Linked DNA regions of Mus musculus: all the other regions are linked to region 2. Evidence: chromatin contacts called from ENCODE Hi-C data. All regions are on one chromosome and are shown on one strand. The core of a region is the stretch at or near the end of the contact, and the rest is flanking DNA. Distances in the headings are between cores, read along the strand shown. Region 1 has its middle 56 kb from the start of Gm46334. Region 2 overlaps Spata7 (spermatogenesis associated 7). Region 3 has its middle 9.0 kb from the start of Gm40270. Region 4 has its middle 33 kb from the start of Pum2. Region 5 has its middle 99 kb from the start of Ttc32. Region 6 has its middle 20 kb from the start of Gm33483. Region 7 overlaps Hs1bp3 (HCLS1 binding protein 3).

Region 1 (3,703 bases), core at 806-3,305, about 87 Mb before region 2:
TTACTTGTAATACAGGAAAATAAACACAGGAGAACCTAACTGATGCTCAAGTGCTACAAATCAACCAGTGCTGTTTTTAGTTTTCTATACACTTCCAAATTTGTATTGAAATAAGCTCATGCCTTCCTTGCTTTCTTATGAAAAGTCTAGAATCTATGTGCCTCTCTCTTTCTATGATTAATCTCACCTTCTCCTTTAGTCTTTAGAAGCTTTCTGCAGCCTGCCTAAAACTCCCTTTTTTGTCTCCAGAATATCAAGAAGATACATTACCTAAGACATTTTTGGTTTCCTCTTCTCCTACAACACATGCCTGATCAAGCAGGTTCCTCTGCTCTTGTGGCTATCTTCCACTTGATGTTTTGTGCGTTTCTTTGTGTGATGATTTATCTCTCCTCTAGGTTACTCAACATTTGTCCTCTGAAGATTGTAGTATTATATAAATCTCCTTGCTTTCTCCTATAGAGTGATTGTTAGACTTGATCAAACCCCTACTCTCTCCCCTTTATAATAATGGGAATTATAATAAAAATTTTAAGGAGGATTCTACAGCACACAAATAAACCTTTTTCCTTGTCGTATCATTTAAATTTTAAGATTAGAAAATGTCTTAGACTGATTCTCACACAGAGTTTTTCACAAATATAAATTCTTCTATGTCAATAGATTTCCAGATGGGTTACTGTTCAGTGCACTTTTGTCCGATCAAAAGCCTGGGATTACCCAGAACACATGGAGAGCAGGGAATCATGGGGATAAGACAGAAAGTATGTGCTACTGTTGTATCTGTGCTTAGTACAGGAAACTGGGAAATTCCAAATAGACCTGGTTTGGGCATCAGCACACCATGTCCTAAACACAACTTCAGCAGATCCAAATGTCCTCAGTGTAATCCTATAGATCATTCTCCTGGGTGTTCTAAGGGAGGGTCAATTGTTTTAAAATGTGTAAAGGATATCCATTATTCAGATAACTATTATAAAATTAATAAACTGTATTTGCATATTGCCTTAAACATCCAAAGAGAGTTCAGGAGAGTGTCCAACTTGAAATGTTAAGCATTTATACTGAATTCTGTTTAAATAAGAATTCTCCTTTAGCATAGAAATTAAATCTGAACAGTGGCATGAGATCATGCATGAGAGCTCCCTGAATTACACCAGATGTACCATATGGTCAAGATCATGGTTGCCATTCACATTCACTACCCCCACTTTCTACACACTATGCAAAGTCTGAAATATGTTTATGACTAGAGACTACACTAGAGAACTTGGCAACTACTTTTAACAGGGAAAATTCTGTCAATCATACTTTCTGAGGTATATCACTCTGACATTTACTCATCAGAATGGAAGTTGCAAGATGACAGGTAAAGCCATTGTTGTTGGTATACTCTTCATTACTGCTAGCAACTTTAATATTTTATAAAGTGTTGGAAGAATCCTTCTATATGATTGAGTTTGCCGAATCCTTGTCTCATACTGTCACCAACCTGCACCTTCTTTTTCTTCACCATTTTTGTGAGTCCCTCGTTTCATATTGGCAGAATGAATTGTAATAATAAAACAGTATCATAGTAATTCCATATACTCTCTACCATATGACTCCATTAGCCAAAGTTAACGCAAGGAATTGCTTCAAATTCTTCTTCATGTGATATTAACAAATCATATTATACCAATCTGACTGTTAATGTCTTTAGAGTTACTGTGGTTACACAATTTTAATTAATCTATCTTTATGTATATAGGTGAATTCAAAATTATGCATATGAGTTTTTACTTGCACTATTTTGAAATAGAATGTGTGTAGATTGCATATGTATATGTGTGCATATTGAACACACACCTGTGTGTGTACATATGCTCCTGTGGACTGCCATACGAATGCTAGGTAGTTCATCTCCCTTCTCTTTGGAAACAAAAAAGCTCATCCTTTTGAATGTGTTCTTACATAAGCTGAGTTAGTTAAAACGCTGTGGGTTTATCAAGAGGAAATGGATTTTGCAGTTTCTCACTGTAGCTGTCATTTCTTCCTCCCTGGTAGACAAACTGATGTGAGTGATTGCTGGTGACTCATCCTTCTGATAAAGGCAGAGAAGAGAAGCTGTTTAATTGAAGCAACCTTGAAAGAACTTATCTATTTTACTCTGCTTAGAATTATTGATAAAATTATGCATTCTCTTTTGATCTCTCCATCTTGTGTGAGTTTGGTCATGCTGATCAGATTCATCCAAGGACACTGTTGGATTTCAGGCCTAGCTGAGCTCACCCAGAACAAAAAGCCGAAAACCTTGTCTTGATTGTGCTAAAAATTCTAGAGAACAGGAATAGTGACAGGCTGTGCTATCCCCTGGGGGTCAGCAGCTGTCTGCCCAGATTTACGGTAGAAAAATCCAATTTTTAGTCTGCCCACATGGACTGGGAAACAGCAGGCAACCCTACTGGCTTGTAGAATGCATTGCAAAACAGGATCAAACATCAATTTCAGTTGCAGGCGAGAGATTAGGAGAGTATCAGATGGGCATGAGCAAATTGTAATCATTAAACACAAACTGTCACTAAAGCAGTAGATTAGAATCTAAGCCTTACTCCAGGTTTGAAACCCAAGGCTAAAGCACAGTGTGGTAGGAAGAGGGGATGCCCGATCTATCCCTGCACAAATCACAGAGGCTTCCGGAACAAGTTTTACGGGCACAGCTCATATGTTCCACTATACAGCTCCCCTCAGAGATTCTCTGTTCCATTGTCCATGGAATGAAATCTAAACTTTTAGCTTGTGATTCGAGGCTCCTCCCCATTAAGCTTCATTTCTCTTTACAGTGTGATTGCCTGAGGTCTCTTCCTTACACCATCTCCAAAATGACTCACCAGTTTCTAAAAGGGTCCATATTTGTGAAATGTGAGGGTGTGTATGTGGAGAATTAGAGAACACCTTGAGTTTTGGTCCTTTCCTTTCATCTTGTTTGAGGTGGGATCTCTTAGGCAATGCTTTGTGTACCAGGATAGCTGGCCCATGAGCTTCCAGGAAGTCTCCTGTCTCCACTTTCCATATCACCACAGGCATGCTCTAATTATATACCTTATTCAATATTTTTGATAAATGTTTATTTTTTTATTTGAATGTATTGTATAGGAGTATGTGTGGGTATGTACACGTGAGAGCAAGCACTCTTAGAGGCCAGAAGAGAGTGTTGGATCTACGGGAACCAGAGTTACAGGGTGACTGTGAACTGCCCAACATGGGTTCTGGAAACTGAACTTAGGTCTTCCTGGAAAGCTATGAGCTCTTAACCATCTCTCGAATTTCCTCTTCCAACATTTTCTGTTGGTTCAGTAAGTCACAACTCCAATCTATTAATTAATCTATTAATCTATTCTCTAGCTCCTGAATTTAAATTTTCAAGAAAATGGTTCAGTTCCATTTTATACATAAAAGAACAAAATAAAAATAATATAAAAAAATCAACAGGGAGGAAGAAAACATCAAAGGAAGATAAATCAAACAGATACAGAACAAAATAGAAAAAGCTCAACTTAAGGAGAATAAATATACAGAACTGGTTAGAAAACCACAAAGATATCACAATTATTAGAGGAAAAATAATATTTATGTCATGAAGATAAAAGATTGCAAACTCTGGATTGACTGGTATTTTTAAACATAGAAAATAGAATAAATGAAGTAAAAATAAATTTAAATA
Region 2 (3,563 bases), core at 241-2,740:
AGTTGTGCCAGCACCATTTATTGAAAATGCTGTCTTTTTCCACTGGATGGTTTTAGCTCCCTTGTCAAAGATCAAGTGACCACAGGTGTGTGGATTCATTTCTGGGTCTTCAGTTCTATTCCATTGATCTACCTGTCTGTCGCTGTACCAGTACCATGCAGTTTTTAATCACAGTTGCTCTATAGCACAGCTTGAGGTCAGGCATGGTGATTCCACCAGAGGTTCTTTTATTGTTGAGACAAAACTAGTAACTTTTAAGAACTGCATAAGGAGTTTTTAAGTTTCAAGGTGAAACAGTTTAGAGAGCCACTTCCCAGCAGCACCAATAGGTGGAACCCTACTGGACTACACATTTTACAGGGTTAAAATGGTAACTTTTATGTTTTTTAATACAACCCCAAAATTTGCATATCATTTACATGTTTCCTTAAATGTTTATATTTCCTCTTTAAGATTTAGCACTGGTTCATAAGACCAAACATAAAACCAGACTGAGAAAGAAACTAAATGGTGCAAGATGGAGTTCTTCACACTGAAAGGTGTTCAACCTTTCAGTTGATCTCATCTAGTTGATGAGAAAATGCGTGTGTTTGTGTGTTTGTGTGTGTGTGTGTGTGTGTGTGTGTGTATTTATACCAAAATAATGTGTGTATGTGTGTGTGTATTTATACCAAAATAATATGTATTATTTAATCCCAGCTTGAGGAAATATATAAGCATATAACAATGTCCGGGTGTGCAATTCCAGAATGTTAGCAGTAGCTGTAGAGTAGGATACAAGTTTCTGGATCTCTAAACATGATAGGACAACCCAGGCCTCCTGGGTTACTGCATGTGTTAACGAGTATGAATGATGGTGGCCAAGGAAATTAGTTGTTTCCAGGAGACTTGTGAATAGTAAGAGTGGTACTGGGCCTGCTGTAGAAAGAATGTATTCCCTGAAGCTGGTCACTTCTCTGAAGGGATCGTGACCTTTGCTTCTCAGGTAAATTTTCTGAAGGGGCTGTAACCTCAGGGGAGAGGAAACTCATCCTAGAGATGTAATCTCTCACCTTTACCATGGCTCTCACTGGTCTTCATACCCTGGCTTTAGCAGGAAGAGAGGGCCAGGCATGGTAGCACACGCCTTTAATCCCAGCAAGGAGGCAGATCTCTGAATGCCAGGGCTGCATAAGAGACCGTGGCTGGGGTGAGTGGAGGCAGACTATTGTATATGTTTAGCATAAAGCCCTGGCATCCACTTGGAGGCTGTTTTGTAGGCTTGGCGTCCATGGAGAGTATTCTTTAGGAGCAAGGTTAACAGCTCTGTGAGAGCATTTTCTGTAGGGTTGGTGAAGGGCGCAGGGAGCTTTTAGTGTCTGTGTGTCTAATGGGGAGAGAGATTTGCAGGCAGTTCTATCCTTCACCTAAAACAGTCACAGAAACATAAGTAGTACGTAATCCTTCTGATAGACTGGCGTCTGTTATCTAACGTAAAAACAAATGCGTAACAGAAGCCAGGCTGCCTGCCAGGTTAGAGCACGTGACAGAGCAGGAAGGATTTGTTTCTAGCTTCACAGGGAAAACCATTCATCTGAAAACTACTTTGCAGCCTTTGTCGGTTTTTATGTTATGTAACTATTTTACATTTAGTAGGTTATCTGAGTTTAAGATACTAATATTTTTCTTTATCATTTGTAGGTTTCTAGAGCGACTGTTTGAGCGACATATAAAGAAAAATAAACATCATTTGGAGGAGGTTGGTCTTTCTTTGGAATTTAATGTTTTTCTATTCTCTAAAAGAATATGTTTTATTTAAAATAGGCACTTTCTGCCTTGTGCTTTTTATGAGGGGAAAGGGGCAGGACTGGGAGAGTGTGATCATGAGACTAGCAGCGCTGCAGATAGAGTTCAGTTTTAATAGTGTAGCGAATGTAACGACCCTCAGAATTGCTTTCCCCCCAATTCTAGGGAAAGATGCGCTACCTGCTGCATGGGCTGAAGGTTGACTTAGGCTGCATATCTGAGGAAGACCCAGCAAAGCAAAAACATTTCAGAATGTTGAATCAACTTCATTTTCAAAAGGCTCTGATTTCAAGAGAAAATGAGTTTGTAAGTGATGAAGAAACAGTGAGTCACCACGAGCGCCAGCAGTACCAGGAGGCCCTGGACATGCTGTCGGCTGTGCCGAAGGACGAAAACAAGATGTTCTCTTTACCGGGCGAATTTTTAATACCCGCCCATAAAGTCAAGCATTCAGAGGGTGTTATAATTCAACAGGTCAATGACGAAACAGATAATGAAGCCTCACCCTGGAATGAAAACAATCCAAGTGTTTCTGATAGTGTAATAGACCAGGAAACCTCTGTGGATGTCATTGAAGGTGACAGTGACTTTGAAAGGGCTGAGACTTCCAGGGAACTCTGTTGTCTGAGCACATCACTGTCCCCATCTGGTCCATTCCCCAGCATCAATGGTGGCAGTAATCATGGTAAGGAATTATCGACTCTACGAATCATGGGAATGAGCATTGAAGACTGACCTCTGGATCTACATTAATAAACACTCCATGTGGCCAGTAACTCAATATTACTTTTCTTCTTTTTTTTTGTCCCCTTTTACATATTAAGATTTCTGTAATTTCAATGCTATGTAATAAATTACCACAATTTTAGTGTCTTGAAACACCACATATTTATTATTGCTCTCATATTGCTATGGTTCAAGAATTGAAACACAGAGTGATGGGGTCAAAAGCTACAGTCCAGGTGGTATTCAGGGCTGTGATGGCATCAGGAGGCTCGACTGGGGGAGAAACTGCTTCCATGCTACAGTTGCCAGCAGAATTCCTTTTCTTGCACCATAGATCTGCGAGTTTCATCTGGTCTTGGCTGGCTGGCGGACAGATGGCTACTTGCCATCTCCTGCCATGTGCATGCTCCCTAAGCAGGTCACAGCTTGGCAAAGGAGAACCACAGAGACTGCTAGCAAGGCAGGTAACTCTTGGTGAGAAGCAGGACAGTCACGGGTCTCTTGCAGTCTTAGGGGTGAGGGGATGATACACAAGAGCGCAGATGCAAGGCTGGGGACCCCTGTGTTACCTGAGGCTTCATCCACCACTTCTAAAGTCATTTTTCAGAACATGTTTGGTCTAACACAGTGACCTCATGGGAACTGACAATGGTTTATAATCTGGGACGGTGTTTACATCTTATAACGTACAGGGGCTTGAGGGTTAGGAGACTCTTGTCTCAAACAAAAACCACAAACCACACAAAACAAAACCAGTGTTTCAAGAGACTAGCCTCTCTTTTGTCTTTTCAACTATTTACAGTAATGTGATTGGCTATTCAGCCACTGTAATGTGCTAAGTTCTCATGTTGCCGGTGCTGCCCGAGATAGGGTTTGAGGATGACAAGCTGGCCTGGGAGAAAGCACAGTGCTGAGGTGGGGTGTCCTGCTCCAGTGTCTGGTGTCCCACAGGGCATCCCTTCCTCCAGCCTCTGGAAATCTCTCAACTTTTAAGGCAGGGTCTCGTGACTCAGGCTTAGCTGAAGCCGCTCTGTTGGCAGAGGCTGACCTTG
Region 3 (4,129 bases), core at 1,494-3,993, about 86 Mb before region 2:
TCTGTATAGCCCTGGCTGTCCTGGAACTCACTTTGTAGACCAGGCTGGCCTTGAACTCAAAAATCTGCCTGCCTCTGCCTCCCGAGTGCTGGGATTAAGAAGTAGATGATTCTTGAGGAATGGCAGCTGAGATCGTGTTCTCTGGTCCTCTGGTCCTCTGGCCATACCACACCCCTACACACACACACTCACACACACACACACATACACACTCTCTCACACACACACTCACACACACACACACACACACACACACACACACACACACAAACACACACTGCTGATGGCTCTACAGCCAGCAACTAAGTATCAACTGTAGGGAATAATTAGAGACACAGAGCAAAGACATATGCATCAAGAGCTTATTACCACATTAAGGTCAGCATTTTAAAAAAACGAAGAGACATTAAATATCAAAACCTTGAGGAACTGTCAACAGATGTGATATGTCCCTTGATGGCCCATTTATTATACAGCCTTAGAAACATCCACGGAGGATGTCAACAAGTGAAATGCCTACACGGATGTAATAGAAGAGCAGGCTAGAAACCAGATCCAGTGAGACTCTAATTTTGTTCTTACTTTTCCAATTTGTAGTTTATTCTCAACATCGTAACGGCAATTCAGGAGCCCCCCAGTCTGTGATGTCTGCACATGTGTTATTGTGTGTGGCCCTTTGGAGTCCACCCCTGGTACTTCTTCCACACTTCCTCCTCCCCACCAACAACTTCAACTCCTAACAACCTTTCACCTGTGCCTCCTCCCAGTTTGCTACCGAATCTTTCCATGTTTCTATGTGATTCCCTCATCCTGAAATATATCACCTCCCACCAATCGCTTGGTTTTGGTCACCTAAAAATGCCCCTTAGCCATTCCAATCATAAATCATGAAACTAAATGAGCCCCTGAACCAGGGCAATGGTGTTAGAGTGTCCCCATCCCACGGCCAGCGTCCTGGTGCCTGAGGAAGCATGACTCTGAGCTTCCCTTCCACTGAGGGACTCTTGGTGAGGCCACAGTAGAGAAGAAAGGGCCCCTTCAGATCCACATCATATCCTTTAGAGCTTTTTCAGAATCCTTTACCAATGGGCAACAGATGCTGCGAGTCACTCTTGGACTTCCACCAGCATGTCCAGGAGAGCTTAGACCACAGCAAGCATGTCTAGAACCATTTCTGGCCCCAGCAAGAGAGAACACACAGGTAAGCTCTGTCTCAAGGGCACAGATGCTCGGCACAGCCATGGGGATACTTTGGTTCCTGGAATTGTCTCTGGAGTTTGGGCAGTTTTCAAATTTCAAGGGCTTCTAAAGGGCTTAGGAAAGGACCACAGTTAATGAGAAAGGAAGAGCCTGACTTCCAGTCAAGCAGACAGGGATCATCTGTCTGGAAGATTCCCTCGGAGACAGTAGAAACAGGTGTCTGCTGCAGTTTGAAGGCCTGGAAGGAGGTGACTCTCAGACAATGGAAACACTTGCCCACCCACACCCCGGAAAGTCTGCCTCAGACAGGTTCCTGCAAGAGCCTGCAAAAATGCTTCCCTCCCTCTACCACCCACTTCCTTTGTAGCCTCCCCAGGATCCTCCCTCAGCCCTCCCTGAAGTCAGGAATGAGAACCTTGCTCTGTGTCTATGTGCCAAGGGCCCTGCTTAAACTCTCTAGCTCGGCAGTCATAACTCCCAAGGAAGCGCATTTTCATTAAACTGTTCCAGCCAGAGTCTCTTTCATTAGAAATTAGTCATTCCAGCCATAAGCGATGAAAAGAGACAAATGAGCTCTAGAACCAGGTCAGTGATATCGGAGTATTTCTACCCACAGCTGCCTGAGCAATTCGCCTCTTCACCTGTAACATTCAGAGTGACCTTTCCTAAGCTAAGTCTCTCTGTCAGTCTCCAGTCAGCTCCCCAGACTAATCCTCATCCAGTTAGCCCATCTGAGCTCTTCTGGCAGCCTCAGATGCACAGCCACATGCCACAAAACAACCCTACTCACTCCCATCTGTTGTCACCAGCCAGGCTGGAAGTGCCATGGGAGCAGGAGCCAGGCCTTAAGCACCCTGTCCTCCTCTCTCTCTCAGATAGACTGTCAACAGACATCTCCAGTTGCTGAGACATAGCATCCAACAAGTCACTCAGCTTTCTAGGAAAAGTCTTGTCTGACTAGAGCCTAGAAGACTCTGAACAGGGAGCTGGAGGGGGGGGGGGGCGGTGGGATGAGTCAGGCTGTGAAGTGCTTGCCTTCAATCCCTGAAAGCCACACAAAACAAGCCAAGCATGGTGGTGCAAATCTGTAATCCCAGCACTCAGGAGGCAGAGACAGGCAGATGGATCCCGAGGAGTCACTGGCCAGCCAGCCTCGCCTACTGGGCAAGATCCAAGGCAGTGAGAGAGCCTCTCTCAAGTAAAACCAAACTGTACATCATCTGAGGAAAGATAGCTAAAGTTGTCCTCTCTCCACCACGCATGCACGCACATGCACGTGCACGCACACGCACGCGCACACGCACATGCACACGCACACACACACACACACACACACACACACACACACACACACACACACATCGTACTCTCCAAAAATACAAGTTAATGACTCCTTAGCTACAGTTTCAGAATTTAAACATGTCAAGGTTGGAGGCATGAGCAGAAAAGCGAAGCACACTTGGCAACAAGACCCGATTCGAGCTACAGTCACTTATAAAACACTGGCAGTGCTTAATCTGTGCAAACATTAGGTTTCACTTTGCAGAGTTGTATGTTTGGCTGCAAAAATATTAAGGTATTAATTACAAGATGCTCCAGGGATCCTGCTGGGGGTGTTACATAATCAATGTGCAGCAAGTGAATATTTCTTTTTCTAAAATACAAATGCTTCTAAATTCTGAAGCCATCTGGCTGGAGTGGCTTTCCATAAGGGAATACAGAGATGTGCCTAGAATGTGCCTGAGGTGTCATAAGGTCCAGTATGTGATGGGTTGTATTATGAATTCTCTCTCTCTCTCTCTCTCTCTCTCTCTCTCTCTCTCTCTCTCTCTCCCCCTCCCTCCTCTGTGTCTGTCTGTCCGTCTGTGTCTGTGTCTGTGTCTGTCTCTCTGTCTCTCTCTCTCTCTCCCTCCTCTGTGTCTGTGTCTGTCTGTCTATCTGTCTGTCTGTCTGTCTGTCTCTCTCTCTCCCTCCTCTGTGTCTGTCTGTCCGTCTGTGTCTGTGTCTGTCTCTGTCTCTCTGTCTCTCTCTCTCCCTCCTCTGTGTCTGTGTCTGTCTGTCTGTCTGTCTGTCTCTCTCTCTCTCTCTCTCTCTCTCTCTCTCTCTCTCTCACACACACACACACACACACACACACACACACACGAGTATATATTCCTGTCCTTTCCAGTGGGTTTTGAGTAGCTTCTGAAGGATATTCTTTGCTCCATTGGCCAAGCATAGGTAGAGTGTGCCAGTTTTTCATCACTGTGAGAAAACTGTCTGAGCAAAGCTGCTTCAGGGAAGAGACCGATGCATTTTGGCTCATGGTTTTAGAGCATTTAGTTTGCCTTGAAGGGGGTGTAAAGAGCTAACAGCTCATGGTGGGTTGGACACAGAGATAGACAGGAGAGGCCTGGAACAAGATACATCCCAGTGAACTATTTCCCCAGCTGAGCCTCACCTCCTAAAGCTTCTAAATTCTACCACAACGTCCTTGGGCCATCAGCCTGTGACACTGCATAGCCAACATTCCAGGCAGACACAGTTCTATGGTTCAGATCCATTCTATGCCTCAATAGACAGACAGACAGACTGACTGACTGACAGACAGACAGACAGACAGACAGACACATAATACTCAGGGGCATGCAACAAACAGAAAAGGGTAATTTCATAAACTATGTATGGACCCATGTTCACAGTAATAGTATTAGAAGTCTTTACTGCAGGTAAAAATGTAGAACAGCTGTTAAGCCCATCAGTGGAGAAAATGGGTAGTCAAATCGTATAAACACAAGAGAAAATTAACCAGCTATGAAGAATGGAGTACTGATAGCTACTACAGCATAAATGCATCTTGAAAATTAATGCTGAGTAAAGGAAATCAGACATGAAACTCACTCACAATTCATGTTTCCATTAAATGAAACCTTAAAGCTGGAGAAAT
Region 4 (3,674 bases), core at 171-2,670, about 90 Mb before region 2:
GGAATATCGAATGGCTGAGAAGCACCTGAAAAGGTGTTCAACATCCTTAATCATCAGGGAAATGCAAATCAAAACAACCCTGAGATTCCACCTCACACCAGTCAGAATGGCTAAGATCAAAAATTCAGGTGACAGCAGATGCTGGCGAGGATGTGGAGAAAGAGGAACACTCCTCCATTGTTGGTGGGATTGCAAGCTTGTACAAGCACTCTGGAAGTCAGTCTGGAAGATCCTCAGAAAATTGGACATAGTACTGCCGGTAGATCCAGCAATGCCTCTCCTGGGCATATACCCAGAAGAAGTTCCAACTGGTAATAAGAACACATGCTCCACTATGTTCATAGCAGCCTTATTTATAATAGCCAGAAGCTGGAAAGAACCCAGATGTCCCTCAACAGAAGAATGGATACAGAAAATGTGGTACATGTACACAATGGAGTATTACTCAGCTATTAAAAACAATGGATTTATGAAAGTCTTGGACAAATGGATGTATCTGGAGGATATCATCCTTAGTGAGGTAACCCAATCACAAAAGAAGTCATTAGGTAGGCACTCACTGATAAGTGGATATTAGCCCAGAAACATAGAACACCCAAGATACAATTTGCAAAACACAAGAAAATCAAGCAGAGGGAAGACCAATGGGTGGATACTTCATTTCTCCTTAGATTGGGAACAAAATACTAAAAGGAGTTACAGAGACAAAGTTTGGCGCTAAGACGAAAGGATGGACCATCCAGAGACTACCCCACCTGGGGATCCATCCCACAATCAGCCACCAAACCCAAACACTATTGCACAATGCCTGATAGATTTTGCTGAAAGGACCCTGTTATAGCTGTCTTATATGAGGCTATGTCAGTGCATGGCAAATACAGAAGTGGATGCTCACAGTCATCTATAAGATGGAACACAGGGCCCCCAATGAAGAAGCTAGAGTAAGCACCCAAGGAGCTGAAGGGGTCTGCACCCCTATAGGTGGAACAACAATAGAACTAACCAGTACCCCCAGAGCTCATATCTCCAGCTGCATATGTAGCAGAAGATGGCCTAGTCGGCCATCACTGGGAAGAGAGGCCCCTTGGTATTGCAAACTTTATATACCCCAATACAGGGAAGAACCGGGAGTGGGAAGGTAGGGGAGCAGGGCAGAGGGAGGGTATAGAAAACTTTCCGGATAGCATTTGAAATGTATATAAAGAAAATATCTAATAAAAATAAATAAATTAAATAAATAAAGTCTAGTCCCATGAAAAAGAAAACAAAAACAAAAAACAAAAAACAAAAAAATCAACCCAGTCTCGAAAAAAAAAAAAAAAAGAAAAAGGGGGCGAGGCTCAGAGGACCCAAAGCCGGAACAGAACTACAACTCCCAGCATGCCTCGAGGCTGAGGCAGGGACATGCCCGCCACTGCACTGACCTGAGATGGCGGGAGAGAGACTTCCTGTCCACGGCCAGTGACTGCCTGCTTCCAATCCGCTGTCCCCGGGACAGCGGCGCTCACGGCGGCGGCGGAGAGACCCTGGCGGGCCGTTTTCGGGTGGCAGCGGCGGGAAAACAGGAGGCTCGGGTCTGTGCACGCGCTCTGCTTGAGAGTGCTGGTCTGTGGCGGGAAGTCCCGCCCACTCCGCTGTGATTGACGGCAGCAGCTTCCAATCGGGAAGCTTCCCCACTCACTGTTTCCAGGAGCAGGGAACAGCGCCAGAAGTCCCGCCCGCCCGACCGTGACTGACAGCCCCAGAGACTGAAACCGCCCCCCCCCGCCCCCCGCAGAGAGATCCGCGTCTGCAAAGACAAGGGCGGGCGGCCGTGATTTTTATATAAAATAAAAAAAGTCTCGTGTGCTTATCGTGTGGGAGCTCACGCTGTAGCCCAGGTTGACCTCGAACTCAGAGATCCACTGCCTCTGCCTCGTCCCAAGTGCTGCTGGGATGAAAAGCGTGTGCCACCCCTGCCTGGAGACCCTAAAACTCTTAAACCCCAAAAATAAAACCCTAGCATTTTAAATAAAAATACTCAAGAGCACTAAACACTACTCTTTAAAAAAGCAGCAAAACCCTGACACCCCCCAAAAAACTCTAAATGTCTGGGGCGAGGCCGGAGCGCTCAGAGGTCCTGTCACTCGATTCCCAGAGACCCCCACGCAGGCTCACACCCTGTGCAGCTATAGTGAGCTCACATAGACGCGAGATAGATGAATAAATCTTATAAAAATCACCTGAGACACACGAGAACCCGTCCTGTACTGGGGCTTCAGAAATACTGAAACAAAAGAATGCAAACGGGAAAAAGCATCCTTCTTTGCATAGGTTTAATAAATTACTAAGGGTGCCATCCTTGGGTCGCTGACATCTTGTCTTCATAGGAACTAGACTAGAAAGAAAACCACTCAATGTCTGTAGCTATTTCCCAGCCTTAATGATGTAAAATATTGTACTTCTTTATAAACAGGCTGTTGACCCTACTTTAACTCAATGGACTGCTAGAATCAAGAATTATTCTATCAGAGAGCACAGACAGATCAGACACGCTGGCTGCACAGCATATTCAGAACTTCCAAGGGATTTATTAATCAGAGCAGGGCATTGTAGGCCTTAGCCTGGCTCACAGAACCAAAAGTAGTCACCCAGCTTGTGGAACAGGACTTTGCTATACAAGTAGTCACCCCTGTTCATGTCTTTGTTCTCTATGCCCTTTGTTACCCATAGTAATCTGTGGACAGAAACTATTGAATGGAAAATTCCCAAAATAATTCATACATTTGTTCTATTTTATTTGTAGTAGTTGTGGCTGATTGCTAGTGCCTAATTTGTCAATTAAGTTTTATCATAGGTATTATATAGAGGGCACACATAATCTATCCAGTCCATGGCTGCATAAGCCATGGGTTCAGGCTTGTGCATAGAACCCCAGAGTAGGCAGTTGAGATTTACAGATATACTTAATGTTGATCAGTCTGTCCACCAGACCCAAACCAAGAAACAAGCAGATAATTCTGGCACTGGGAAATTTAGAAACATGAGGAAGGGGAGACCTTTGGATGGAGTCATTGTTAAAACTGTGAAGCCACACAGTAAGGACAGGAGCCAAGATGGATAAGCTGTAACAGCAAAGAATATGCAATAGTTAGAGTCATCCCTCTTGGGAAAATACTGTCGCTGCTCCCAAATCTGGTTTTTTAAATTTGTTTGTTTGTTTGTTTGTTTATCAAGCAATCATATGTACGTGTGTTTGTCTTTGTGTGGCTGTACACATGTGAGTGTAGGTGCATGTAGAGAGGTCAGAGATTTTCATATTCCCTGGAGATGCAGTTAAAGGTGGTTATGAACCTTGTGACATGGATTCTGGGAATCTATCTTAGATCTTCTAAAAGTTCCCTACATGTTCTTATCCTCTGAGGCATCTCTCCAGCCACACATGTATACAATACACACACACACACACACACACACACACTTAAAAATTCAATGGAAAACTTCTGATCATCCCTCTCAGCACCCCAAATCCACTTGTCTTCTGTGGTGGGTTCAATATATTTTTTCCTATCCTCAGATCATTGTTTTACTGATGGACTGACAGAGGTTCAGTTAATTTGTTCTCATCATTAAATTTGGTACATTTTGTGGCTTTTAAGGGTAATATCAGTTGAAGAATAAACCCCCCCTTTGGT
Region 5 (4,042 bases), core at 82-2,581, about 90 Mb before region 2:
AAGAGAAGCCATAACAGAGGAGGAGGAGGAGGAGGAGGAGGAGGAGGAGGAGGAGGAGGAGGAGGAGGAGTTGTTCTGTGTGAGGAAAGCACACTTTGTTCACAGATCACAGAGCATCTCAGGGGCCAGGGCACTTCCCCACTGGTGGCTGAGAGGAGGTTTTCACTGCAGATCTTCCTATACAGACCAGCCAGAACTTGTAATTCAGTCTTGGCAACTTCTAGTACATTTAAGGTTCTTCCTCAGAGTGTCCAACTTTTAGATCTTGTGTGAACCCTAATCATACTTCACTTGTGGCCTTAACATCAATCACATCATGTTGTGTTTGTGATGAGTACAACCTCTATTCCTTGCGTCCACTCTGGGCTCTTCACCTTACCTGGGCGATCTCCCTGCTTTTCCGGCATCACTCAGCTGTGACCTTTGGTCACTCGCTCATCCAGCTTTGAAGCTGGGTCTCACCAGGCTTGGGGGGGGGGGGAGGTGTCTGCCTGTTGTGCAAGTCCTGCCCCCCCCCCCCCCCCCCCATGCATGCGCTTCTGGGTTCCCTGGAGCACTGGCTCTGGGCTGTCAGGAAAGGGACTAGGCAGCCCCTGCAGTTTGTGCACAGAATGCAGAGAATCCAGACATTCTTGCTTGATGGAGCAAACCAGCCACCCAGGGGATAAAGTGCAGATCACAACAGGAGACCATGGAAAACCAGATGTGCCCCAGGGGGTTGGAAAGATGGTTCCTCCTCCTGGGAGAGCAAGGATGAGGGAGAAGACATTAATTTAAAACTGAAGACCAGTATGGTTTTGCTTATTGAAAACGATGAAGACAGCTTTGTCCTTGGACGGCACTCACGGCTCAGGGAGTGCCAGCTCATCTCTACCAAGAGAGGAGAATGTTCTAGAATGCCACTTTCCTGTTCTCTGCTGGATGAGCTCTTATTCCTGCCACAAGGCCCACTTTTCTATGTTGTACTCTTGAAGCAGGAGGAATAAATCTTTTTGTTTGTTTGTTTCCTGGAGCACTTTGGGACATGGTATTAAATTATGTTATTTTTGTTTTATAGTGGACTTAGTCTCGACAGAGCCCTCAGGTCCAGTGTGCTTACTTCTTCCTCTCTCTCTCTCTTTCTCTCTCTCCTTCCTTCTCTCCTTTCCTCTACTTTCCTACCTCCCTTCCTCCTTCCTCCCTTCCACCTTTTCCCCCTCCCTCTCTCTTTCTCTGCTGGCATTTTTATATGTATGGACTCTTGTTATATAGTCCTTACTGGCCTAGAAGTTGCTCTGTAGAGCCAAACTGGCTTTGCAGTGATGTTTCTTGAATGATGCTTCTTGATTATAGGCGTGTGCCGCCACACCTGACTCTGAGCTATGGCATTTCCTCCCCGAGTCCCTGAGGATTAATGAGGGCCTGGAACAAGGAGATGACAGTTATGGTTAGCTTTGCTTCCACCTCCACTCTCCAGGCTCTTTCTAGCTGCTATCTGCCCTGACCATTTCCAATCCCCTGTCAAGGGCCACAGGAGTTCCTATATCACTACCAGAGGTCCGAGTGGCCAACAGCCTTGGTCCCCAGCAGAGCCATCAGTAGATGTCCTTGGGGAGAGGGCATGTACCCAGCGGGAGGCCAAATGGTCTCACAAGCTCAGCAATGCTTTACCCAGTCTGGTAACCTACCAGGCACAGCTCCCGGTTGTCCTCCGTGTGACCCCTGTGCGGCATTTAGTGTGTCCTATAGAATAATATTGAGAGAACGAACAAATCAGTGGCAGAACCTTCTGAGATTTGCCTAATTGCGACTCAAATTGTTCCCATATTGGAAATTACATGGCTTAGATGCCTTTTGGGGAACTGAATATTAGGAGCCCAGGAAGGTCAGCCAGCAATGAGCTGTTGGAGTTTTCCCTCCATGAACTCTTACCGAGACATTTTTCCTGCCATGAGACATGGATAGGTTGACTCAAAACAGATTTCACAATCACTTTATCCAATTTTGGACGGCTTAATTCGGCAATTCGCATAACCCTCTTTAATCAGCCTCACGTTTGGGGTTGCTGTGGCCCCAGGCTCTTTGATGGTCAGATGTCATTCAATGCAGCACCCCTGGGCAGGGAGGCCATTGTCAATCCCTGTGTGGCTCTGGGAGCTCTGGTGTAGGCTTGAGACCCTTAAGGATCTTCAGGTACTGTGAAGGTCTTGGTAAGGCAGGAGCTCTGTGATTTTTGTCCCCAGCACGGAGGTGTCTTGTGGCCTGAATAGGGCTAAGCTTAAGTGAAGAAAACAATCATACCATGATTGTTGCAGGTTTAATACTTACGTGGGGTTTTGAGGTCTTAAGATTCTGATGTCAAACAAAAAAAAAAAAATGGATTGACTATGTGCCAAGTTCAGTGTCCTGAGAGAGCAAGGCACTTCCTTCCTTTTCTCTTTATAGCATTTGGGGCCCAGGGGAATAGATGCTATAATTAGTGAAGCAGGACCAGTTGCTGGCCTCTGTATCATCACCACTTAAGGACTGAGGAAATGCATTTTCTATGAGGAAGGCTTCTATTAGTCTTAAACTTTTGCAGGCAACCCTTAGCTCTTGATTATCTCAAGGGCCTGTGAGGGGTCTAGGAAAAGAATGTTCTCATGTTAATTACTGGGCATTAGAGGCCACATGGGCTCTAGGGTTCAAGGTAGTTCAGGGGTGCGTGGCAGAACTAAGTTAGCACTGGCTTCTATTCCGAGTTTAGGGGTATCTTTTACTTCCTTTCTGTTAAGGAATCTCTTTCATCCACCTAGATAAGATGCCGTACTAAAATGCCACAAGGCTGATCTATGAAGCATTGACATCAGGGTGAGTGACATGGAATGCCTAAAAGTCACCACCAGGCTCAACTGATGTGTTCTTAGGGACTTTCTCATTTACTCTCCGAGTAGATGTCATTTCATTCTTTGATTCATGGTCTTGTATCACTGGTGAGGCTAAGTAGTACCAGCCACAGACTAGGAATACAGGGTCCTGGTGGTAAGAGAGAAGAGCTGTCTTTCATGCAGCAGGCACTAGTACTATGCCAAGCAGGTAACTGAATCAAGCTCGCTGCTCTCAGGAGGAGGGAAATCAGGACTGCCTGAATACTGGGAGGGGTTTGTGCATGGCGGCTATGTATGGAATGCGCATAGTGAGTTTATGTGTAGTTGGGTGTCATGTATATAGTTTATTCAGTGTTTCTCCATATTGTTCATTTTTCATGTGCTTGAGTATAATTTTTATGAGTTATGAGGCATGCTCATGATATGAATATCAAGCATGCTATATGTTACATGTATATGGCATATATTTGAGTACAATATATGTGTGATGTATGGGGGGTCTATTTTCTGTGGCCATGTACATGAATCCACAAGTGTGAGTATAGTGTGTATATCTGTGTATGGTGTATATGCAGTATATGTAGTGTGTGTGTATTCTGTTCATATGTAAAATGTATATTATATATATGATGTTTGTATATGTTTTTTAGGCATCATTGCAGATACAGTGTGTATATCTTTAGCATGAGTGCATATATAGTGCTTATATGTATAATATGTAGGATATATCATATGTGTCTGCATATTGTATTTATATGTAGTTTGCATGTATGTTTATGCAAAGTATATATAGGATGTGTTTGTGTATACTCTGCATATGATATATAAGGAGTATTTATTTAATATATGTTTGTGACTGGACAGTGGTCAGGATGGCTCCAAGGGGATGTAGTGACCAAAGAGGCACTGAGGCCCGAAAATGGGGCTTATATAGAGGACTCATTTGGGAGGTGGATGGCATGTGAGGAAGGTGAGAAGATGGGGTTGTAGGTAAGGGGGACAAAGGGCAGGGCCCCTATTGTGGCACCAAGGACAGCAGGATCCCTGGATACACTGAGATGCTATTGTCTAGACCGAGCCTCCTACAGGTGCCTAGCTCTCATCCCAGCAAGTCTGCGCTGGTAAACACTGTTGCTCCTCAGACAGTGGTCCTACTCCAAACATCTTTTGTGAGAGAATACTTGTAGACAGACATG
Region 6 (3,789 bases), core at 367-2,866, about 90 Mb before region 2:
TGCTCTCCCCTGCGCAGCAGAAGTAACTAGTATTTAGGAGTAAATATTAATTCTAAAACACAGACAAAGTATTCCAGTCCTGTCCCCGGGTCACTGGAGTTCCAGGGAGAGGATAGAGGGAAGAGAGAAAGAGGCAGCGCTGACAGATCAGGTCTTCCCCACTCTCTGTAGCAGAGCCAACGCTGCAGAGCGAGAACCACTGGAGGGCGTTAGCCGTTAGAGGCAGGGAGGGCAGAAGGGCAGGGAGCGATAGAGTCTGCAGCAGTAGATGCTGGAAGGACAAGGCTGGGGGGAAAGAGGTCAGTCTTGCCTGAATAACCTGCAGAACTTTCCAGAAGTAAAAGGAAGGGAGTAGTTCCTTGGTACTGTATGCCAAGCCAAAGACCCAAGCTTGGCTGAGTCTGTACCCTCCCCCCTCCCCCCATGCTGGGCCGAAAGAAGGAAACAAACAAAACAGTGGTGTGACTAAGGGAACACTTTCTGATAGTTCTAAAAGATGGAGCTTTCTTCAGGTAGATCCTGGAGTGAGGCCCTCAGATGTGGGTAGGGGCATGGTGACTCGGGGAAGGAAGGGAGGGAAGGAGGGAGGGAGGGAGGGAGGGAGGAAGGAAGGAAAGAAGGCAGGCAGGCAGGCAGGCAGGCGGGTGGGCGGGCGGGCGGGCAGGGCAGGCAGGCAGGCAGGCAGGCAGGCAGGGCAGGGCAGGCAGGGCAGGCAGGCGGGCAGGCAGGCAGGCAGGCTGGGGTAAATGTCCTGAGACTGGGCCCACTTACCTGTAGCCTGTTTAAGGCAACGCCTCTGAGATGTTCCAGAATTATCTTCTTCAAAGTCTCCACTTTCCCAGGTCACTTAATCACTGACTTGTAAGGGCTGCACACGCCCTCCATGTTTCTTAGAGAGAAGCTTTGCTCCTGGATGTGGCCAGCTGCAAGGGCCACATCTCTAACCACATCTTACCAGCTGGAAGATCTTTCCTGGCTAGCTTTATTTATTTATTTATTTTAAGATTTATTCAATTATTACATGTAAGTACACTGTAGCTGTCTTCAGACACCCCAGAAGAGGGCGTCAGATCTCATTACAGGTGGTTGTGAGCCACCATGTGGTTGCTGGGATTTGAATTCAGGACCCCTGGAAGAGCAGTCAGTGCTCTTAACCGCTGAGCCATCTCTCCAGCCCTCTGGCTAGCTTTATTAAAGTTTAGTAGTGGTGGGACTATATCTTCAGATGCACAGTTTGATAGGCTGAGCATCTTTATCTCCCTACAGACACCCCCACTCCATTGCTCATGCAACCCTTGTATTGAGTTCTGTGCGACAATATTGCCTTTTGCAGGGCTTCTACGAGTTGGAATTTTGTCTGTTCACGAGGCTTCTCCTAGCCGCTTCATGCCAACAAGCTAACACTAATTCCTCAGGCTGTTATTGGACATGCTACTGTTTTGTTCTTGATTCTTGATTTCTTTGTTCTGTTTGGTGTGTGTACATGTTATGCATGCATGTGTGTGTATGCGTCCACGTGTGTGAGTTCATGTACATGAGGGTGTATGTGGAGGCTAGAAGTTGCATTTGGGCGTTTTCCTTAATCACTTTCTATTTTGGTCACCGAGGCGTAGTCTCTTGATGAACTCTGAGCCTGCCAATTCTAGCTGCTCTAGATAGCCAGGTTGCCTGGGCTCACCGGTGGCTGTCGTGCCTGCCTGGCTTCTGTGTGGGTGTTGCAGATCTGAACACTTGCACAGATGCTGAGCCATCACCCTGTCCCTATATTGTCCCTTTTTATGGTGGAGGACCACATTAAATTGATAGCCAAGAATCAGATCATCTACTCCCCAGGGCATGTCCTTCCCACATTTCAGGGATAATGAACAGAGCACTGGTGGGAGGGGGCCCGTTTCCCCATCCCCCACACTGCCCAGGAGAGGAAAGAAGGCCGGTGTCTGAGCCCCTGGCACGAGAGGCAGAGACTATACAGGAAGGCAGACTTGGGACCCGACCATTGCAGTATTTGAAAAGACTTCCTGAACAGCTTTCATGTCATCAGCCACTGCTATGTGAGAGCCTGCTAGGTTCTTCATCACTGTTCTTTATAACCCAGCCCACCCTGGCTCCCCTACACACACCTCCCCTGCAAAAGCCAGAAACAAGCTCTCACTGGGTGTGTGTGTGTGTGGTGTGGCGGTGGTAGCAACTCATTCAGGACTGAAGAGCTGTTTGGAGCCAATCAGGACTCAGCCCTGAGTTGGTGGCAATTGTTTCTTCCTCCCCATACTGTCTTCCTGGAGGAGGTAACCTTGTCCTAGGAGTTCCCAAGGTTACCAGCAGCAATAAGACCAACGGGGACGCAACTTTGATTCCCCCGAGAGCCTAAGGGCCCTTCCCACAGCACTGGCTTGACACAGATGGCCCTGTGGAAGGCTCTCCAGCCTCTGATTAGGAAAATGTTCTCTCCAACAGCTCTGGAATGTCTAAGATAAACTTGAGGGTAACAACTATGTAAGAACCAAGCCACTAGAACTGGGATGCTCAGGGCCAGGCAGGCCCAGACAGATCTGCCTCTACTGTGCTGGCACCACCGACTCCCAGGACACTGACTGCATCAGCCTTTTTGCTGGGAGGCAGGATGAGGATGCCAAAAGCAGGGCTTCAGCTGTGTGTGCCCCCACATCAGCCCCCAGCCCCCCACAGCACTCTGCCGCTGGTGCTGATCCTTTCCATGCCTTTCCAGAAGACCCAGAGGGGCAAGGATGGGCTCGCAGTTCAGAAACCAGAGTGAGGCCTGTGTCGGCTGTCTGTTCCCGTCTTCTTGTGGTCTCAGTTTTCCCACATAAAGCACGAACCAGGGAGAATTCTAGATCTTCGAGGTACTAATGTTGTTGCAAGGGGGCTAAGAACTTGGAGCAGCCCCTTGAGGATGTAGAGGGCCAGCCCTTCTCTTTGGCATAGGGGAAAGTCTCAGCACTGCCTGCAGTCTCTATTGGCTGCTTAGTCATGGGATGTTCCCAGCTTTGGTCTCCCATGTGGACTTTGGGTGAGGCTTCCTGGGGCCCCTAGGTTTGGTAGTAGGGTAGAAATGGGACAGTAAGGCTGGAACAGGGCTAAGACTTAGATCCTGGCCTCTGGGACAGCATAGTTTTTGCTGTTTTGTTTTTCTCCCTTGGAGAAGGGACTTGTCCTAGGTCAACTTTTAAGAACTCCCTTGCTTTTCTTGGCCCTGATAAAGAACTGGCATCTCCAGAGAGAAGAAGGGAAGCGAGGGAGGGGGAAAAATCCATAGGGCCAGGCCTCGCGGGAGAGGGATAGGGAGAGGGAGAGGGAGAGGGAGAGGGAGAGGGAGAGGGAGAGGGAGAGGGAGAGGGGGGAGGGGGAGGGGGGAGGGGTGGGGAAGGGGGAGAGGGAGGGGGAGGGAGAGGAGAAGAGAGGAGGGCCGCTCCACCGAAACCAGGTCAGCCTCTTGCCATTCCTGACTAGTATCCCAGCGAAACTGGCGAGCACACACCTGAGGCCATTTGCTCGGCGTCTGGGGTTTTACGATCAGAGAGCAGTCTGAGGTAAGCAAAGGATGAGTTCATCTCCTCGCCCCCGCCCCGCCTCCCTCCTGTGGTCTGTGCCAGGCCCTGAGGCCTCCACAGCTTGGCCCTGGGGCGCCTGATCACAGAGTGTGGGGAAGAGGTGTCTCCTCAGTTTGGAGCATGCCCACCTAGGCCCCCTGGCTGTGGTTAATGGGGGAGAGGCTGCCAGCAACTTGTCCTAGCCAGGATGAGGGGGGAAGAATGGGGGAAGTTGAGGCAG
Region 7 (3,704 bases), core at 614-3,113, about 90 Mb before region 2:
TGCTTCCCTTTCACCAGCAGGCCTTCACCCCCTCCATCTCTTGGTGCCTAGAACTCAGCCCAGTGCCCAGAAGCCCCTTCCTCTCTGACTGCGGAGGAAGGTTCACGTGGCCCAATCTTTTGTAGAGCCACCCTACTGTGGTCCCTGGGCATCTTTGAACCCTAGTCCCTTTATATCCATTCCTGTGTGCCTTGGCTACCAGCTCTCTACCTCTTTCATACACACCTTGCACCTACTTTGGGTGACAGATGACATAGGAGCCAATGGGTGTGTAGGAGCTTGGATGACCATGGACTGATCCCCACGTGGGGTCCCTAACAGTATCTGACCTGACCTACCACTCTCTAGTGTGGCTTTGCCCACTAGTGGGGACTTGTCTGCTGTGGAGCTTTTGGGACACCCTGGCATGGTTGTTTGCCCCACAGATAGCATTTTTCCAATCATGACTTCTTTTGATCACTGGTCTGTGACCTACAGCCAGTCTGTCTCCCAGTTATCCAGTAAAGTCTGTGTGTGATAAAGCCAGAATTTCAGTGTTGTTCTTTTCCATGCCTGGGCTGAGAGGAGAAGTGGTGGTGGTGGTGGTGGTGGTGGTGGTGGTGGTGGTGTTGTGTGTGTGTGTGTGTGTGTGTGTGTGTGTGTTGAGGGGATTGTCCTTTGTAGCCAGGGAAGGTACTCTTATGTCTCTGACTCTGTGTGTTTCTCTCTCTCTCTCTCTCTCTCTCTCTCTCTCTCTCTCTCTCTCTCTGTGTGTGTGTGTGTGTCTGTCTGTCTGTCTGTCTGTCTGTCTGTTTCCATGTCTCTGTCTATTTCTATCCCCACCTCTCTATCTCTGTCTTTCTGTCTGTCTCTTCCTTTCTCTCTTTGTGATGGAGGCTGGGATAGTCCCTTGTAACCAGGGAAGGTACTCTATGCCTCTGACTCTCTGTGTTTCTGTCTCTTTGTTTCTGTGTGTCTCTCTCTATGTGTGTCTATCTCCGTTTCTGTCTCCCCCTCTCTATTGCCTTGTCTCTCTTTTGTCTCTGTCTCTGTGTCTCTCTGTCTGTCTCTCTCTGTGTCTCTGTCTCTGTCTCTGTCTCTGTCTCTCTCTCTCTCTCTCTCTCTCTCTCTCTGGTGGGGGGCTGGAATAGTCCTTTGTAACCAGGGTAGGTATTCTATGTCTGCTAACTCTGGCCCAGCCCTCCAGACTGTCTCTTAGCTGGAACTAGGAGAAAGGAAGGAAGGAAGGGATCTAGGAGATCTAGTTTTTCCCACTGTGTAAACTGAGGCAGAGGGCCCAGAAGGAGTCTCTGGCTAGTAATCACTCAGCCAAGCCCCGTGTGGAATGAGGACCCCTTCCCTCCAGATTCTCATCTTGGGTTCTCCACATGGAACTGGAAGTACCATGATTTCAGACATGCCCCACCTGATGGATATAATACACAGGCCTAGCCTTGCACCCCAGCAGCCCAGCACGGCACTGCTGCATGTCGGGTTCTTCAGCATACAGCTCTGCAGGCTGCCACCCACCACAGAGCAAACAGCTTCTTAGGGATTCTCAGATGTGTGCAGTCTGAGCCACCCCTCAGCCTCTCTTCCCAGTACTTAGGTTTGAATTCTTAGGACTGAGTTGGAGTCTGTGTTCTTGAGGGTGAACTAACGGCTGTTCTGTTCTGAGGACTGACTCTTCGGGAGCCCGCAGCTCCAGTATCTCCAAGCAAGAGAAAGTGACGGCTGGGCAGCAGTGTGTGCTTCTTTGGGGCTATTATGGGCCCCGTGGGCAGGAAGTGTTGCCAGCGGCTGCATCCGCTGCTCCCTTCCTCCCAGTGTTGTTCTTAGAACATTGTGAACTTGAGACAGTTCTGCAAAGTCCCAGTTCTGGGGCTAATTCTGGCCGGGCTGGCATCCTGTGCTCTGCTGCATAGAGGGGCCATTTCTGCATCTCTGGTCATGCCCATGTGCTCAAGGATCGGCTCTGAAACTAGAGTCCTTGCTGCAGAGGCTAATCACAGCCAAGTCCTGCTGCTCTTTGTTCCTAGCTATCACTAGGCTTGGTGTCTACAGACTGCCATCCAGAGCCAGGCTGATGTGAAAGGCTGTGTGTGCTTAGCTTTCGAGCTCGCTCACCACCCGGGCTATACGCATCCCCAGAAGAGGACCACAAAGCCACCAGTGTATCTCCTGCCTGGATGCCAGGTACTTCCCAGTTCAGCTACCTCTCCATAGGCTGAGGACAGCCCAGAGCAGGCATGATGTGCAAAGTGCCTTGGAGTAGCTGAGCCCTCAGTTCTAGTCTTAGATGCCCCCATGGACTGCAGACTGTTGTTTTGAGCAATCATTACCCAACTCTATACCCTAAGGAGTCAGGAGAAAGGTGGCCAGGGACTGGTAGAGAAGTGACACAAACAGCTAGCAGTCCTCATGTGACTCTCAGCACTTTAGTGAGAGGTGGTCAGGTTGGGATCATGGAAGCTTGCTGCTCTCCTAAAGGATCAAAGTCTGGGACCTACAACCCATGACAGGTTGGGTTTCTCACAGCCACCTGTAACTGCAGATCGAAGGGATCGTGACGTCCTCTTCCCACTGCTGTAGGAACCTGTTCACACCTGTGCACAGGTGTCCTATGAAATGCTCGCAATCGAATATGTTTTGAAAAGATTATCGCAGGGGCTGGGGAGATGGCTCAGTAGTTAAGAGCACTTAACTGTTCTTCTGAAGGTCCTGAGTTCGATTCCCAGAAAACCACATGGTGGCTCACAACCATTTGTAATGAGATCTGATGCCTTTTTCTGGTGTATCTGAAGACAGCTACAGTGTACTCATATAAATAAAATAAATAAATCTTTTTTTAAAATATTAACTCAGCCAGGCGGTGGTGGCACACCCCTTTAATCCCAGCACTTAGAAGGCAGAGGCAGGCGGATTTCTGAGTTCGAGGCCAGCCTGGTCTACAGAGTGAGTTCCAGGACAGCCAGGGCTACACAGAGAAACCCTGTCTCAAAAAACAAACAAACAAAAAGACTGACTCTCTCAATTCCTGAAATAGGATGTACTTTGGCTGAGTTGTAGCTGTGCTTGAAGAAGCTTAGGGAGCTGGTCGTAGAGGGACTCTTACCCAAGGAGCTGCCTACTAAGTGGCAGTGGCCAGGTGGAGTCATCGAGGCCTGTGGCTTCCGCTCAGTGAGCCTCTCCGAAGCACTGGCTGTTATAGGTGCTGGGTGTTGTGCAGTGAATAACCATGATGTGCAGACCTCGGGGCCCGCTCTGCTTGCTGACTCCTGGCTCTTGTTTCCATGGCTCTGGCCACTGTGAGGGGCTAGAGATTGTACTCCTCAGGTCAGGCTGAGAATAAAGCTTCAGCCACTGACACGGAGATCATGCGCTCCACTTGGGTTCCGTGAGTGGGTTTTCCCTCTGCTGATCACGTTCAGAGGCCTGATGCTTCTCTGCCAACCCCACAAACACAGCCTCAGTCACTTCCTTCAAGAAAGCTTGATTAGCTGGATTCCTACAACCAAGCTGTCCAGTCATGTCCAATACCCCGTCTCCAGACAGTGTTCAGTGGGTGCCTACTGTGTGCAGAATTGCATCCTATGAACCACAGGGCATCAGGTGTCCCAGGGAAGCAGAAAAGATGTCAATAGAATAGGTCAGTCCTATACAGAAAGGACCACATCGCACTGGTGGCAGCAGGCCGGGAGAGTGAACATAAGCTATCAGGAACA

What was found. Hi-C counts contacts between places; a loop is a spot of excess contacts on that map.
Region 1: a loop to region 2 is called in a map of T-helper 17 cell, with 14 times the contacts of the local background. The contact joins two enhancer-like sites. A Hi-C loop is called at or near these places in 3 of 37 maps with a recorded cell type or tissue (T-helper 17 cell and T-helper 2 cell).
Region 3: a map of T-helper 2 cell shows a loop between it and region 2 (16-fold over the local background). The contact joins two enhancer-like sites. A Hi-C loop is called at or near these places in 2 of 37 maps with a recorded cell type or tissue (T-helper 17 cell and T-helper 2 cell).
Region 4: a loop to region 2 is called in a map of T-helper 2 cell, with 28 times the contacts of the local background. The contact joins two enhancer-like sites. A Hi-C loop is called at or near these places in 2 of 37 maps with a recorded cell type or tissue (T-helper 17 cell and T-helper 2 cell).
Region 5: a loop to region 2 is called in a map of regulatory T cell, with 24 times the contacts of the local background. The contact joins two enhancer-like sites. A Hi-C loop is called at or near these places in 2 of 37 maps with a recorded cell type or tissue (T-helper 1 cell and regulatory T cell).
Region 6: a loop to region 2 is called in a map of T-helper 2 cell, with 13 times the contacts of the local background. The contact joins two enhancer-like sites. A Hi-C loop is called at or near these places in 2 of 37 maps with a recorded cell type or tissue (T-helper 17 cell and T-helper 2 cell).
Region 7: a map of T-helper 2 cell shows a loop between it and region 2 (18-fold over the local background). The contact joins two enhancer-like sites. A Hi-C loop is called at or near these places in 3 of 37 maps with a recorded cell type or tissue (T-helper 1 cell, T-helper 2 cell and regulatory T cell).

Annotation. Positions count from the first base shown.
Region 1 is chr12:12,086,523-12,090,225 of GRCm38, forward strand. No RefSeq gene overlaps it. Among named protein-coding and RNA genes, the nearest start is that of Gm46334, 56 kb to the left of the region's middle. Within about 2 kb of position 2,056, at least 1 of the 3 ENCODE cell types and tissues checked has a DNase peak (open chromatin) inside an H3K27ac peak, as active enhancers do.
Region 2 is chr12:98,667,152-98,670,714 of GRCm38, forward strand. Spata7 (spermatogenesis associated 7) reads left to right here. Exons shown (of 11, transcript NM_001289572.1): 10 at 1,681-1,738; 11 at 1,951-2,668. The coding sequence ends at 2,520. Among named protein-coding and RNA genes, the nearest start is that of Spata7, 41 kb to the left of the region's middle. Within about 2 kb of position 1,491, at least 1 of the 3 ENCODE cell types and tissues checked has a DNase peak (open chromatin) inside an H3K27ac peak, as active enhancers do.
Region 3 is chr12:12,714,205-12,718,333 of GRCm38, forward strand. No RefSeq gene overlaps it. Among named protein-coding and RNA genes, the nearest start is that of Gm40270, 9.0 kb to the right of the region's middle. Within about 2 kb of position 2,744, at least 1 of the 3 ENCODE cell types and tissues checked has a DNase peak (open chromatin) inside an H3K27ac peak, as active enhancers do.
Region 4 is chr12:8,639,418-8,643,091 of GRCm38, forward strand. No RefSeq gene overlaps it. Among named protein-coding and RNA genes, the nearest start is that of Pum2, 33 kb to the right of the region's middle. Within about 2 kb of position 1,421, at least 3 of the 3 ENCODE cell types and tissues checked have a DNase peak (open chromatin) inside an H3K27ac peak, as active enhancers do.
Region 5 is chr12:9,126,645-9,130,686 of GRCm38, forward strand. No RefSeq gene overlaps it. Among named protein-coding and RNA genes, the nearest start is that of Ttc32, 99 kb to the left of the region's middle. Within about 2 kb of position 1,332, at least 1 of the 3 ENCODE cell types and tissues checked has a DNase peak (open chromatin) inside an H3K27ac peak, as active enhancers do.
Region 6 is chr12:8,857,300-8,861,088 of GRCm38, forward strand. No RefSeq gene overlaps it. Among named protein-coding and RNA genes, the nearest start is that of Gm33483, 20 kb to the right of the region's middle. Within about 2 kb of position 1,617, at least 2 of the 3 ENCODE cell types and tissues checked have a DNase peak (open chromatin) inside an H3K27ac peak, as active enhancers do.
Region 7 is chr12:8,343,297-8,347,000 of GRCm38, forward strand. It overlaps Hs1bp3 (HCLS1 binding protein 3), which reads left to right. Exons shown (of 7, transcript NM_021429.3): 7 at 1-528. Among named protein-coding and RNA genes, the nearest start is that of Gm33134, 19 kb to the right of the region's middle. Within about 2 kb of position 1,864, at least 3 of the 3 ENCODE cell types and tissues checked have a DNase peak (open chromatin) inside an H3K27ac peak, as active enhancers do.